Linked DNA regions of Homo sapiens: region 1 is linked to region 2. A link is a loop called in an ENCODE intact Hi-C map of the cell type or tissue named here. Cell type or tissue: CD4-positive, alpha-beta T cell. All regions are shown on one strand. Links, peaks and the distances in the headings refer to the core of each region. The heading gives the core; the rest is flanking DNA.

The links. Peaks named below come from ENCODE experiments on the same cell type or tissue, not always from the same donor. Only the 100,000 strongest peaks of a DNase experiment are listed, where the experiment ranks them.
Region 1: a loop joins it to region 2, with 9 times the contacts of the local background. A loop is called at or near these places in 2 of 110 quality-filtered maps.

The regions. Positions count from the first base shown.
Region 1 is chr9:21,162,203-21,170,554 of GRCh38, forward strand. IFNA21 (interferon alpha 21) reads right to left here and starts at 4,458. Exons shown (of 1, transcript NM_002175.2): 1 at 3,435-4,458. The coding sequence starts at 4,410. The coding sequence ends at 3,841. In CD4-positive, alpha-beta T cell, for the core only: no CTCF peak of the experiment used is centred there; no DNase peak of the experiment used is centred there.
Region 2 is chr9:21,236,675-21,245,026 of GRCh38, forward strand. It overlaps IFNA14 (interferon alpha 14), which reads right to left and starts at 3,331. Exons shown (of 1, transcript NM_002172.3): 1 at 2,328-3,331. The coding sequence starts at 3,261. The coding sequence ends at 2,692. In CD4-positive, alpha-beta T cell, for the core only: no CTCF peak of the experiment used is centred there; no DNase peak of the experiment used is centred there.

The DNA.
Region 1 (8,352 bases), core at 230-8,229, 74 kb before region 2:
TGAAGCAAACAAAAACATAAAGTGGGGAAAGGACACCCTATTCAACAAATGGTGATGAGATAATTGGCAAGCTACATGTAGAAGAATGCAACTGGATCCTCATCTCTCACCTTATACAAAAATCAACTCAAAATGGATCAAAGACTTAAATGTAAAACCTGAATCCATAAAAATTCTAGAATATAACACCTGAATAGAATAGAATAGAACACCGGAAAAATCCTTCTAGACATTGGCTTCTAGATATAATTCTAGATCAAAGACTAAGACCTGAAACCATAAAAATTCTAGAAGATAACACCAGAAAAACCCTTCTAGACATTGGCTTAGGCAAAGACTTCTTGACCAAGAACCCAATAGCAAATGCAACAAAAACAATGATAAATAGGTGGGACTTAATTAAACTAAAAAGTTTCTGCACAGCAAAAGAAACCATCAGCAGAGTAAACAGACAACCCACAGAGTGGAAGAAAATCTTCACAATCTATACATCTGAGACAGGATTTATTAGACCCCTTTGACAAGTAACCTCCTTAGGAGAAAGGCCTATATCTTGTTCACTCTTTTATCATTATCACAGGTCTCATAGTAATGACTCAAGATACAATTATTAACAAGTATCATATTCCAGTAGGATACAATTATTAACAACTATCACATTCCAATAGGTGTAGCTAAAAACATAAAAAAAAGACAGTTGTTAACAAATAGTGTTCTCAGATTTTCTCTTAAAAAGGAGCACTTTCAGCCAGGCATAGTGGCTCATGCCTGTAATCCTAGCACTTTAGGAGGCTGAGGCGAGCAGATCACTTGACATCAGAAGTTCAAAACCAGCCTGGCCAACATGGTGAAACATCATCTCTAATAAAACATAAAAATACAAAATTGTCTGAGCATGGTAGTGCACACCTGTAGTCCCAGCTACTTGGAAGACTGAGGCATGAGAATTGCTTGAGCCTGTGAGCCAGGGGTTGCAGTGAGCTGAGATTGTGCCATAGCACTCCAGCCTGGGCAACAGAACGAGACACTGTCTCAAAAATGAAAACAAGCAAAGAAACAAAAAAACCAGGAAGACTTTCAAGTGTGGCCATGTCCATGTGACTGTGCCTCACCAAGGCCTCAGGTGCAGGATTGTTGCAAGAGTTTTTCACTCAGTATTGTTGTCAAAATCACTGGCTAGCTTATATGTTTTAATTGCACATGGGTGTGCCAATTTTAATTCCAAGACCCACAACATTGTTATCCTTTCCCCAGCACAATCTCACCTCTCAGAGAGCACAACTTTAATCTGACCCTCTGGATCTGAGTGCTCACAGACACACCTCTTCCAATCTAACTCTTGCCAACACACTAATGTGATAGTACAAGTTAGCTCATCACAACTTGAAACTTTTAGTATACCTTTACTATAGGGTGATTGCTTTTGTTCCCTAAACAATCAAATATCTCCAGAGTACTTCTGTGAATGACCTAGGTTGGCAGCAGTAACCTCATCTTCCTTTGATCAGATACTTAGGTGTCAAGTGTCTTCATAGCCTCCAGATGACAAAAGCAAAAATGTATGCTCAATATGTGTGCATGTGGTCAGGGGGTGGGTAAATTATCCTTTTTAAATTTTTATCTTAGATAGCAAAATAAATTTATTTGCCAATTGTTGATTTCTAATTTGAGTTCAATGCATTAAACTGTTGAACATTTATTACGCTCCAAATTTCTTAGCTAGCCAGAGGATTCAATGATTACTTTTTCTTATAAGGAGGTCATATTGAAGTAACTACTGAATGTCCCTTCATTTTTCCATTGGTGCATTTCTACTGAGCTTCTTGGTTTACCATTCTCCACCTCACAATAAAAATGTGGGGCAATAAAGTCCAGAATATGATGCTAGATAAAATTACTCTTCCTTACTGGTCTCATTGTCTTTCTATATATATCTATCTCTCTCTCTATATATATATATTTCTATATCTATCTATCTATCTATCTATCTATCTATCTATCTATCTACATAATTAAATTAGTATTTTTCTTTGCCAGGGTTGTCTTATTGCTTCTGAATTACTCCCTATTTCATCTTGAGTTTAGTACCTCAACAGGGAAATAAAAATGTAAAGAATCTGGTAATGCAAAGAATCTGTATTATTATTTCCCATAATTTTCAAGTCATCATTTTTCTTTCTCCATTAAACTTTTTTAATAAGCCGTTATTACATTTGCATAAGTTGAGGCAAAAGAAGAAATGTAAGTCTCAATATAATAAAAGTAAAAGAAACAAAGTGACTCTCTAGATGAAAAAAGAAAATGGAAGTTCTTGTTTTCTCTTATCCTTTCACCTACCTCAGTATGGTTTCTGCTTATTACTTCCACTTGTCCATTTCTCATAAGGTCAGCAATGATCTGTGTTCCCACTGTAGTGAATGGTTTCAATCCACAGAGCAGTTTAATGACATTTAACATAGTATTAATCAAAATAATGAAGAAAAACAATGATTATTATAATTAATTAAAGTGTCATAATTTCAAATCAAAATATTAAACATATTAAAGTGGTTTGGCTGTCCATCAAATTCACAAAATCTATCCAGAGACAAATATATTTTTTGAAGTAAAAATTATTCAGAGAAAAAAAATCCACATTCTTTTCAAAGTCCCACTCTATTTCTGTCCTCCAATTCTGAAAGCAAACTTCAAAATCATTTTCTATATGTATTGTCACTGATTTCTCTTCTCCGATTCACTCTTCCAGCTTACTCCACTATGATTAATTCCACCCAACTATCTCTATCAGCAGCAATGCCATCTATTTTCCAGATGTAGTGTACACTTTCAATCCACATTTTGCAAGAATGCATTGATTCTTCTAAGCAGTTTCAGTCTTTTAAATATGCTTTTAACAACATTTTTTCTTGTCCCAATGCATGGCCATTCAAACTCTTTCCTGGCTCTTCTCTCCCTTTAAAGTTGAAGTTTGCAGGAATAAATTTTAAGTGTTTTTCTCATTCTATTCAACCCATGTGACATATTCTGTTCCCAAGCTTTCACTTCATGGTATTGCTTGTAAATTACAGACAAAAATATCAGGTTACCAATGGACACTTGCACTTAGATGTCTACTTGTCTGCTATAGAGGATATCTACTACTTTTTTAAAAAAAATTTTGATATGCCTTGCTTCAGTTTTACTGAATTTCATTTGTTTTTATTTCTTCTCACTATAGCATTTAATGTAACAGGTATTAGAAAGTATAGTTATTATTTTCCTTACAAAAATAAAAGATACAAGAAAGCGAAAACGGTATTTGTTATGTTCACCTGGATATCCTAAGGGCAATATAAAACCTCGCTTAGAGAAAGTCAATTTTTACTTACAATTTGGATACAATGATGATGGGTAAATGAATTGTACCATCCATTCTTTAATGAGATTGCACATTTGGGCTTGGTATTTCTTTATTAAAGAATAAACAAATAATATAAGAAGTTTTAATAGTAAAAATTAATAAAAAGAAAATAATATATTGACTAAATATAAATAACATATTTTGATATAACACAATGTAAAAGTACACATAATATTACATGGACAAAAATAATTTAAATCTAATAAATAAATAAATATTTCAATAGATAGATAATTAGATCTATCAGCATGGTCATCTGTAAAGGACTAGTGCCTGCACAGGTAAACATGATGTTTCCTTACACTCCTGAAAAGATCTGAAAATTTTGATTCAACTCATGCGGTGGTTATAGGAGAAATGAGTCTTTGAAATGGCAGAAGTCATAGAAGTGTGGACTGGTGTATTAGTCAATACAGATCATTTCCATGTTGAAACAGGTTTCATTCCTTCCTCCTTAATCTTTCTTGAAAAATTTTTGATAAAGAGAAGGATCTCATGATTTCTGCTCTGACAACCTCCCAGGCACAAGGGCTGTATTTCTTCTCTGTCAGATAAAGAGTGATTCTTTGGAAGTATTTCTTCACAGCCAGGATGGAGTCCACATTCATCAGGGGAGTCTCTTCCACCCCAACCTCCTGTATCACGCAGGCTTCCAGGTCATTCAGCTGCTGGTTAAGTTCAGTGGAAAATTTTTCTAGGAGGCTCTGTTCCCAAGTAGCAGATGAGTCCTTTGTGCTGAAGAGATTGAAGGTCTGCTGGATCATCTCATGGAGGACAGAGATGGCTTGAGCCTTCTGGAACTGGTTGCCATCAAACTCCTCCTGGGGGAATCCAAAGTCATGTCTGTCCTTCAGGCAGGAGAAAGGAGAGATTCTTCCCATTTGTGCCAGGAGTATCAAGGCCCTCCTATTACCCAGGCTGTGGGTCTGAGGCAGATCACAGCCCAGAGAACAGATGGATTTGTAGCTGAGCACCAGCACGGCCATCAGTAAAGAAAAGGACAGGGCCATTGGGATGTTGCCAATATTGCTAGGCTACTTGAGATGGGTAACCTTGAACCTTGGCCTCTAGGTTTTCTGAAGACTTTGCTCTGTGCGTAGGTCTTAAATAGTGAACATACTAATTTCCATTTTCTAAATGCCCTAGTTTTACTTTCTATCTCTGTTTTTGCTTTCTTTATGCACTCTCTACATGTGTTTACAGATGTTTTTCATTTTTTTTCATCATTGCCTATTTTTCCCCTGCACTCAAAACATTTTATGGTATTTTTTTCTAATTGAAATCTTCATGAAATTTTAGTAACACAGATTTGGCTTATCTATTTATGTATAATATGTATATCTCTACTTCACAGATAAAAACTATAAAGTTTGCTCTTTTTATTCAAAGTAAAGAATGACAGAAATGTTAAACTAAAATCTAAGTTTAAAAGCTATTGACATTTAACTTAATTTGATAAGTATATTTGTGGAATAACTTTTAATGTAATTTGTTCATGTAAATTTTGTTTTATGAAATTACATATGCAAAATAAAAATCTATATAAATACACATTAATAATATGAATATAATTACATAGTTAATCATTCAAAACTGCTAAAAATATGAATCAATAATTTTTTAAAATTTTTCTCATAGTATATATATGAAGCTTTGAATTTTGCTTTATATGACAAAATAATTTGTAAACTTAACTAGCTCCAGCATTCATCCAGATATTGCCAACACATTTTTCTTTTCAGCACTTGACATAAATATTGATGTGTTGAATAACTTTAGTAGAAATAAATCACATAATATAAGCTATTTGCATTGAATTCTCAAAGTCTACAAAACATCCTGAAGAACTGAGGATCAAACATAAGCAATAACCATAAGATAGTCAATGACAGCCCAAAGATATGCAGGTTAAAGCCACATATTGTGATAAGACTTTAAGATCCAGCAAAAAAAAAATGGACAAAAAGTCCTCCAATCACAGTCATCTATTTGCCATAGGTTTGTAACACTGATCTTGCTAATATTTTGTTTATCTTCATGAACTCAATACCGTGCTTCTCATATCATACACAAGAAAACCCAATGAGAAAGATGTATATTAAGCAATGAAATTTTGTTGGATAGAGTTGTTGGAGAATCACAAACTATTGTAATATGTGAGATTTGTTTATACTATGAGAACTAATTTTTGTACTCTTAGAAGAAGTATCATTCTAATAAATATATGTGACTTAGAAAATATTATCAATTAAATCATTTTTGGCATTTTTCATTGAAGTTCACATTCCCTAAAGGTTTTCAGAAGTTCCTATCCAAGTCAATTCTTATGAAAAAAGAGACCATCTTTGTTCTAAATTCATAAATTTATAAATATTGAATATTATCATGTAAAGAATTAACTTTCAGAGTGGTCCTGAACTCTGGGTCTACTTTTTTTTTTTTTTTTTTGCATAAGAAGTTAGTTTGCCTCTGCCCTATAGATACTGAGTCCTTAAATGGAATGAGGTCTGTTTTAGCAAATCAGCTATTTAGTAAGTGGAGTTTTTCTAGTTTCTCATTTTTTCTTCTACTGGAAAGTGTTCAAGAATGAGGCTATTTTTCTTCATCATGGCCATATTTGCTGCAATTATAAGACAATGACAAAAATTTCCATTCAGCTTTTACTCAGAATCAATAATGCCCATTAAGTTTACTGCTAAAACCAGTGGGATTCTGGGGATTCAAGTTGCAAGAGCAGCATAATATTATCCTTTGCCTGGCACTATATTAACTATTTATGACCTTATCTCTAATCTGTCCTCTACTTTGTTATAATAGAAAATAACTAGCCTGGTGTCAAATACAGAGTCACATATCTGAATTCAAACTCTCCAATTCACACGGTTTATAGGAATCAGAAAATTTACTATTCCCAAAATTAGGGAATAATAGCCTCTGTCCTCCAGATAATCCTACAGCTTTCCTTCCCTGGATCAAATCCCGAGAATGTGTATGTGAACTGTAAATACTTGTGACATCATTTTTCCATCATATATAAATTTCAGCTTCAAATCACGTGATAATCTTTAGATGACACTGGTAGAAAATCAGCCTGTTTATATAAAGGTAGAGATTATGAAATGGACCAATTTTAGAAAATAACCAAACACATTTTATTATTCATTATTTTAAATGATTCACTTACATTCTTTGTATAATTGAACAATTAAAATATTCTACATTGTGAAATGTGCACAGGGGTTTCCATAATAGAGGAGGTTTCATTTCAGAAATGTATATTTTCTACATCAATTTAGTAGTTGATCCAGTCAGCAAATTTGTATTGAATTTTGGGCTCATCCTTTGTATCAGACCCTGAGAATAAAGGGCAATTTTGCCCAAGTTATTATTCTTAGTCTTTGAAACACTGGGGGAGAGAGTAATTTTTCTTTGTTCACTTGAGATCGTATTGGGAATTTTTGCATATTAATTTTCATGTAGTATTTTACTGTGAAAATTTGTTTTTCTATACTTTGATTTCATTTTCATATTCAGGTTAGTGTCAATGAAAGAGTATAAATATAATGTTTAAATGGACTATACAATTGTTCTATGTGGCATTCACAACAACAAATACATTCATATTTCTCACTTCACTTTTCCTAGAAGGTAGAAGTGGTCTGATTTTTCATCTTAATTTATGGGAACAAAAAGAAAACAAACATATGTCTAAATGTGATAAACATGGAAGAGGAGAAATACCTAATGTAAATGACACATTAATGGGTGCAGCAAACCAACATGGCACATGTACACCTATGTAACAAATTTGCCCGTTGTGCACTTGTACCCTAGAACTTAAAGTATAATAATAATAATAAAAAACGTGACAAGAGGGGAACTTAGAAAACATCTTGAGACAGATGAAAATGAAAACACAACATACCAAAACATATGTGATGCAGTGAAATCAGAACTAAAGGGGAAATTGAAAGCTGTAAAAGCTTATATTAAAAAAGAAGAAAGACCTCAAACCAATGAACTAACTACAAATTAAGGAACTAGAAAAAGAAGAAATAAACACATAGCTAGGAAGAGGAAGAAAATAAGAAAGACTAAAGCAGAAATTAATAAAATACAGAATAGAAAAGCAATTAAAAAATCAATGGAACTAAGCATTAGTCTTTTGAAAGGATCAACAAAATTGACAAACCCTTAACTATTTTAAGAAATAAGTAGAGAAAAATCAAATAAAAATCAGAAATAAGAGAGGACACATAACAGCTGATGGCATAGACCTAAAAAGGATCAGCCGGGCGCGCTGGCTCACGCCTGTAATCCCAGCACTTTGAGAGGCCGAGGCGGGCAGATCACGATGTCAGGAGATCGAGACCATCCTGGCTAACACGGTGAAACCCCATCTCTACTAAAAATACAAAAAAGAAATTAGCCGGGCGTGGTGGCGGGCGCCTGTAGTCGAGGCTACTCAGGAGGCTGTGGCAGGAGATAGGTCTGAACCCGGGAGGCGGAGCTTGCAGTGAGCCAAGATCGCGCCACTGCACTCCAACCTGGGCGACAGAGCAAGACTTCATCTCAAAAAAAAAAAAAAAAAAAAAAGTAAAATGGATTATAACAGACTACTACGAACAATTATACTCCAACAAATTGATTAACTTAGAAGAAATATATAAATTCCTAGAAACAAACAACTTACCAAGACCAAATCATGAATAAACAAAAAATCTGACTAGACCTATAACTAGTAAGGAGATTGAATCAGTCACCAAACTTCCCAATAACAACAACAATAAAAAACCATAATCAGATGGCTTCAGTGGATAATTCTATCAAACATTTAGGGAATTAACACCAATCTTTCTCAAAATCTTCCAAAAAATTGAAAAGGAAGGAATAGTTTCAAACTCATTTTATGAGACTAGCATTTTCCTGATAACAAAGCCAGACAAGGACAC
Region 2 (8,352 bases), core at 201-8,200:
TATTGTTATTTATACCTGATGTGTAAATTTTGAATTGGGATTTGCTTAATAATTATTAATCTCGTTTTTTCCTCATTTATACACAACCATCTCCTGCTCTCTGAATTTCCTTGGTTCATGTTGTATTTTCAGCTGATTTTGACCAACTTGCTCTCTCTCTTTCTTTCTTTTTTTTTTTTTTGATTTTGCTTTAAGTTCTGGAATACATGTGCAGAACCTGTAGATTTGTTACATAGGTATACATGTGCCATGGTGGTTTGCTGCACCTATCAACTTGTCATCTAGGTTTTAAGCACAATTTTTAAAAATCCCATCTATCATTGATGGGCATTTGGGTTGGTTTTGTGTCTTTGCTATTGTAAATAGGGCTGCAGTAAACATACACGTGCATGTATTTTCATAATAGAATGACATATATTTCTTTGGGTATTACTCAGGAATGGGATTGCTGGGTCAAATGCTATTTCTGGTTCTAGATCCTTGATGAATTACCACAGTCTTCCACAATGGTTGAAGTAATTTACATTCCCACCAACAGTGTAAAAGCTTTCCTGTTTTTCCACAGCTTCACCAGCATCTGTTGTTTCCTGACTTTTTAATAATCACCATTCTGAGGGGCATGAGATGGTATCTCATTGGTGTTTTGATTTTCCTTTCTCTAATGATCAGTGATGTTGAGCTTTTTTCATCTTTATGGGCCACATAAATGTCTCCTTTTGAGAAATGTCTGTTCATGTTTTGCCACTTTTTGATGTTTTTTTTTCTAAATTTGTTTAAGTTCTTTTTACATTCTGGATATTAGACCTCTGTCAATTGGATAGACTGCAAAAATTTTCTCCCGTTCTGTAGGTTGCCTGTTCGCTGTGATGACTGATAATTTCGTTTGCTGTGCAGAAGCTCTTTAATTAGATGCCATTTGTCAATTTTAGCTTTAGATGCAGTTGCTTTTGGCAATTTCATCATAAAATCTTTGCCCATGCCTATGTCCTGAATGCTATTGCCTATGTTTTATTCTAGGGTTTTTATGGTTTTGGGTTTTACATTTAAGTCTTATATCCATCTTGAGTTAATTTTTGTATAAGATGTAAGGAAGGGTCCAGTTTCAGTTTTCTGCATATGGCTATCCAGTTTTCCCAGCACCATTTATTAAATAGGGAATCCTTTCCCCATTCCTAAAGTATTGAGAAAGAGATTCTCTTTTCCAGTTTCCAATTTTATTTTATGAAAGAAATGTGTCAGTTTTTACTGACATTTAACAGAGTATTAATCAAAATAATGATCAATTACTATTGTAAATAATTTTACATTTTATGCTTTAAATATATAAAATATTAAATGTATTAATATGATTTATCAGTGCATCACATTTATGAAATTTATTCATTGACATGTATTTTCAAAAAGGAAACACTATGCAGATAAAAGATAATCCACATTTTTGGCGGGTCCAACTTATTACTTCCCTCCATTGCAAAGGCAGATCTTTCACAATTTTCTGTATGTGTTATCCTGATTTTTCTTTTCTCATTGATTCTTCTACCTACCCCAGTATGGCTTCTGCTGATTAATTCTATCAATCCAGCTCTCAGTAATCTCTGCATTGCCATCTATTTTCTTCCTGTAGTGCTCAGTTTTAATTCACATTTTCTATAAGTCTATTGATTCTTTTTATAAGCATGTTTGTTTTCTAAATACACTTTTATCATCATTCCCTCTTCTCCTTCTAATATTGAGGTATTCCACCTCTGTTTTCTTTGTGTCTCTTCTGTTCCCACACTTTAATGGTGGAAGGTCCTCAGAATCCAGTTTAAGTCTTTTTTCCCTCTCCACTTCCTCCCCACATGACAGCCTTCATTTTTGGCCTTTCCATTGCCAGTTATGAACTTCCAGATATCGTATTCCTTGGAAACTGCAAACTCATATATCTGACTGGCAATGTACATTTTCAATTACATGTTTGAAAGTCAGTTTATCTCTACTTTTTTTTCCAGACATGTCTCAATCTACCTTGTGCTAAGAAGAATTCATTGCTTTTTTACTTCGTTACCATACAGCAGTTTGTATAACTGATATTAATTCAGCATTATTATTGTTTTTAGATTTATTTCCTGACAAAAATCAAAGATACAAGAGAACAGGAGCTGTATTTTTTATATTCATGTTTACATCCTTAAGGCAACATATAACCTGGTATAGAAAATGTATTTTTCTATAACTTGAATAAAATTATGATAGGTAACTTGATTAAATCATCTATTTTGAAATCAGGTTGTACAGTCAGGCTTGACGTTTTATCTTAAAAAATAACCAAACACAAGAAATTTTGTATAGTAAAAATTTAATGAAAAAGGAAATTAATATATTGGCTAAATATGAAGAACATATTTGTTATATTAACCACAATGTAAAGGTACACATGATATTACATAAAAAATAATTTAAATAATAAAAATAGTTAAATAAATAAATATTTAAATAAATAGATGAAAGGAGACATCAGCATGGTCATCTGTAAAGGACTAGTGCCTGCACAGGTATACATGATGCTTCTTTACACTCCTGAAAACATTTGAAAATTTTGATTCAACTTGTGGTGGTTATAGGAGAAGTGAGTCTTTGAAATGGAAGAACTCATGAAAGTGTGAGATGATGTATTAGTCAATGAGAATCATTTCCATGATGAACCAGTTTTCAATCCTTCCTCCTTAATCTTTTTTGCAAGTTTGTTGAAAAAGAGAGGGATCTCATGATTTCTGCTCTGACAACCTCCCAGGCACAAGGGCTGTATTTCTTCTCCATCAGATAAAGAGTGATTCTTTGGAAGTATTTCTTCACAGCCAGGATGGAGTCCTCATTCATCAGGGGAGTCTCTTCCACCCCAACCTCCTGTATCACACAGGCTTCCAGGTCATTCATTTGCTGGAAAAGTTCAATGTAGAATTTTTCTAGGAGGGTCTCATCCCAAGCAGCAGATGAGTTCTTTGTGCTGAAGAGATTGAAGGTCTGCTGCATCATCTCATGGAGGACAGAGATGGCTTGAGCTTTCTGGAACTGGTTGCCATCAAATTCCTCCTGGGGAAATTCAAAGTCATGTCTGTCCTTCAGGCAGGAGAAAGGAGAGATTCTCCTCATTTGTGCCATGAGCATCAAAGTCCTCCTGTTATTCAGGCTGTGGGTTTGAGACAGATTACAGCCCAGAGAGCAGCTTGACTTGCAGCTGAGCACCACCAGGGCCATCATTAAAGCAAAGGGCAATGCCATTGGGAATCCCGAAGATGCTGCTGGGCTGGTTGATGAGGGGTAACACTGAACCTTGGGTTGTAGGTTTTCTGAAGACCTTGCTCTGTGCATAGGTCTTAAATAAGGAACATACTAGCTTCCATTTTCTGAACGTCTTCATGTTTTTTTCTACTTCTCTTTTGGCTTTCCTTTATGTCCTGTCTACATGGGTGTAGAGCAGTTTCTCAACCACTTTTATTTTCAGTATTACCTCATCTTTCCCTGCCCCATGGGCTTTTTAGAAATTTCTTTCTAATTCAAAGTCCCATTAAATTTTAATAACACAGACATACCATATATTTGTTGATATACTGTACATATCTATTTATAAGGAGTGTAAAGTTTAATCTTTTTATTTAACATAGTGTTAAGAATGACCAAATGGGCTGGGCCCGGTGGCTCACACTTGTAATTCCAGCACTTTGGGAGACCAAGGCAGATGGATCACGAGGTCAGCAGTTCAAGACCAGACTTGCCAACATGGTGAAACCCCGTCTCTGCTAAAAATACAAAAATTAGTCGGGCATGGTGGCAGGTGCCTGTAATCCTAGCTACTCAGGTGGCTGGAGCAGGAGAATTGCTTGAACCCGGGAGGCAGTGGTTGCAGTGAGCCAAGATTGCAACATTGCACTCCAGCCTGGGTGACAGAGCGAGTCTCCATCTCAAAAAAAAAAAGAAAGAAAGAAAAAAAGAAGACCAAATGAAATTTTTAAGCTAAAAGTTAATAGTTAAATTTAAAACCCATGGACATTTAACTCAATTTGTTTGTGTCTTTAAAATGATTTATTTACCTATATAAATTGTAATGTGTCCAATTCCATCAGCAAATTAACAAATTATAAAAACACATAATAATACCTAATATTATAAAATACTTAAAAATCATTTAAAACTGCTAAAGACTACTAAAATTTAATTTTTTAACATTTACTTTTAGTCTAACTTAATTTTCTGTCATGTTAGAAAATGTTTAACTTCACTAGCTGCTAGATATTCATCCAGATATTGTATAGATTTTTTTCTCTTCAGTGCTTGACATAATTATTGATGTATTGAGCACCTTTAGTAGAATTAAATAATAAAATATAAAGTATTTGCATTTAATTCTGAAAGCCCACAGCACAGTCAGAAATGCTAAGGATTAAACATAAGCAACATTCACAAGATGGCTAATGACAGCCCATATGTATACAGAGGCCACCTCAGATGTTATGACTTTGATGTCTAGTAAACCTTAGAAATTCCTCCAATCACAGCACCCATTTGACATAGGTTTGTAACGCTGATCTTATATACCTTGTGTGTATCTTCCATGAACTCAATGTCAGTACTTTTCATGTGATACACAAGATAACCCAATGGAAAAAAAGTACTAAGGAATAAGGTTTTGTCAGATAGAGTTGAGTTTTAGAGTGCTACCAATCACCGAAATACCCAAGATTTGTCAACACACTCAAAAATAACTTTTACACTTTTGGGAGCAATATCATACTGAAGGAGTATATGTAGTTAAGAAAAAGCCATTAATTTGATTAAACAAATTTTTGGCCCTAAAATTCAAATTTCCAAAGGACCTGCAGATGTTCCAATTCTAGTTGATTTTTATCAAACTAAAGGAAACCCTTTTTGTCCTAAATGTCCATAATGGGATGTAAATGTGATAACATAAATGTGTTGTACAATTGTTTCACATGCAGGACACCAGAAACCTTTATTTCTCATTTTCATTTTCATTTTTATTGAAAACAAAGGTTGTCACTTTTTGCATCCTAAAGAACTGGGACAAAAGAAACCCCAAAACAAATGTATATCTAAATGTGATAAAAATGTAAAAAGGAAGCAATATATTAATGGGAAAAAAACAAGGACAAAAAGCAACTTACGTACATTCAGCCCAGCCAAGTTGGAGATTAAGGAATGGGGAAGAACAGAAGCAGGAAAGTAGAACGGATGTAGATCAAAGGCAGCAAATGGGCATGGGCTAGAAGAAAAGTAATCATTCCTGAACAAGGGTGTGTTTTCTGCTTTTCTGAATACAGCCTTCACAGAGAGTCATGGGACACACACCAACCGCTAGAGTTTATACACAAAAAAGGCAAATTTTAAAGACTACAGTATATTATCCACATAATGGGTAAGTGTTATTTCCCAAGCTCTCCCTTAATGTATACATAAACTCAAGAGGTCAATGTTTTTCTTATCATGTCTCTTAGAAGAAAGAAAGGAATCGATAATTTCAAAGGACACTTCTCCCAACTTAATAATGTGTGTGTTTTCAAATTTTTGGATTTTAGCCTTTCTAATATGTATGTAGTGGTATCCCATTATTGTTTTAATGTGCAATTCCCTAATAATGTGTGATGCTGAGCATATTTTCATATGTTATTTGCCATCTTTGTATCTAGTTTGATTAGGAGTATATTCAGAGGTTTTGCCTAATTTCTAATTGGGTTGTTTGTTTTCTTATTGCTGAGTTTTAAGTATTCTTTGAATATATATATATATACATATATATGTGTGTGTGTGTGTGTGTGTGTGTTAATTTTTAATTTTTGTGGGTATATAGTAGATGTATATATTTAAGGGGTACATGAGATATTTTGGTACAGGCATACAATGAGTAATAATTTCATCAGGGTAAATGGGGTACCCATCACCTGAAGCTTTTATCCTTCGTGTTACAAATAATCCAATTATACTCTTTTAGTTATTTTTAAATGTACAATAAATTAGTGTTGACTATAGTCACAATGTTATGCTATCAAACTAGATCTTATTCATTTCTATATAATGGTATTTTTGTATCCCTTAGCCTTTCCCTCTTTCCTCCTCCACTACCCTTCTCAGACTCTGGTTACTATCATTCTACTCACTATTTCCATGAGTTCAATTGTTTTAATTTTTAGCTCCTACAAGTGAGAACATGCGAAGTTTGTCTTTCTATGCCTGGCTTATTTCACTTAACACAATGACTTCCAGTTCCATCCATGTTATTGCAAATGATAGGATATCATTTTTTTAATGTGTCAATTGTACTCCATTGTATATGTGTATGTATTATTTGTATATTTTGGATAACAGCCATTTGTCAGATGTCTTTGCAAATATATTCTCCCAGTATGTGGCTTTTCAAATTCTCATGACAGTGTCTTTTGCAAAGCAGGAGTTTTAATTGTAATAAAATCCAATGTATCACTTTTTTAAATGAATCATGCTTTTGGTATTTTATCTAAAGTTATCATCAAACACTAGGTCATCTAGATTTCCATGTTTTCAAAAGGACACATTTTTGAAAAACATATCTTCTTTTCTTACTAGGTATGACTCTTACAGTTGGTGCCAATATTCGTAATGCAAATCCTAGTTATATTCAGGTATAATGGGTGTGGGAATTTCAATTACAAAACCAACATTATCTTCATCCTTTTCACAGTACCATCTCACCTCAGAATACTGAGGTTTCACGTCTCTAGTGACACCCTCTGTTCTGAAGTGACAAAATGTAGCTTGATTAATATGCATATAGCCATGTGTCCTGACCTCCAACTCTCCCTGACTCAACCCCCTTTGGTAGGGCATGGGTTAATTCTGTCAGTAAGATATTCCTTTATTGGGTAGTCTCAAGTGTCCCCAAAATAATCCCCCAACATTCTTCTCATTGCCTAAGCACTACTCCTATTTACCAAGTGTGAATATAACTGAGAAAGTAGCTAACTGAGAAAGTAGCGAGATGTAACCTTCTCTCCTCCTGACCCAGGTGTCAAATAGTCTGACAGCCTACACATGATTCCAGCAAACATTTTTTGTATTCCCATGCTCCCATTACCAGATATGCAATAAAGAATCTCAATTTATACCTCCACCCATGGCATTTATCATTAAATCTTGACCCACATACCCAACTGTCAATATGATTTCTGTACTTTCATGTTTTCCAGGCACCTTAGAAAGGAAATTTATTATTTTTTTCCAGCATGATTCATACCTAAAATTTTTGTTATATAAACATCATTGTCCTTTACTTCTTTTTGTAGTATTTCATATAAGTGAAATTAAGTAAATATTAGTACAGCTTTTATATTTCTTTCTCTGTAATAATTCAAGTTTCCACAAAGAAGGAAGTGTATTACCTTTATTCACCTGTGTTTCCTGACAGCAATTCCATAATATATCACTTTGCTGACAAATTTTTACATATGATATGAAGGGAATGAAAGAAAAAGTAAATGAATATTGTCATTCATTCTTCATTTGGGTTTAGAAAACCAGAATTTGGAATTTATTTTTAGAACAAAAAATCCAAAAATTTTTCTTTACTAAGAATGTATTAAATAATACTTTTTTTAATCAAATGAAAAGTTGAACATGTATTACACACTTTAGTACAATGTAAAAGTGAATATCTATTATAGGAAATAGACAAATATTAGAAATATGACAAGTTGCAAGAGTAAATATAAATAATATAGCAAAAATTTGTTCTAAGTAGGTGGGGGAAGTATTCAATTGCCATAATTTTAACTTTAGTAAGCAAATAATTTTTATTTTGAAAATTGTAGATTTTATTGGTCAACTCTTACTTTCATTCTTCAATACTTAAAACTATTGAACACTTGCTTGATTTGACCTTTCTGAGCTGGCCACAGGGGTGTTAATAATGTTGATAATGTTGTCTCTTGTTGGCAACTAATATGACAGAAACTAGGACTTTCAGTTGTTTATCCAGTTAGTGTTTTTCTTGGGGTTGTTTACCTGCATCTCTGCCTTACTCTGACAGTACAGGGCAAGTTAGGCTCCAGACTATTCTGTCAGGAAGAAATAGGCTTCTTTCCTTTATTGGTTTGTGGTTTTTTGTTTTAAATTTGCTTCTTTGCACATAGTGATTTTCTGGACAAGGTTTGTCTTGCTGTTTCTGCATTACATTATAATTCATGATGAAGTAACAAAAATTAAGAGAAGTAAAAGTGAGGCAAAGGGGCCACATTGTTTTTTTCTATAATTTCCATGATTTCATTTTTTTTTCTCATTTCCACTTTCCTAGAAAGCAAAACTTGATAGTAGTTTGTGGTTTAC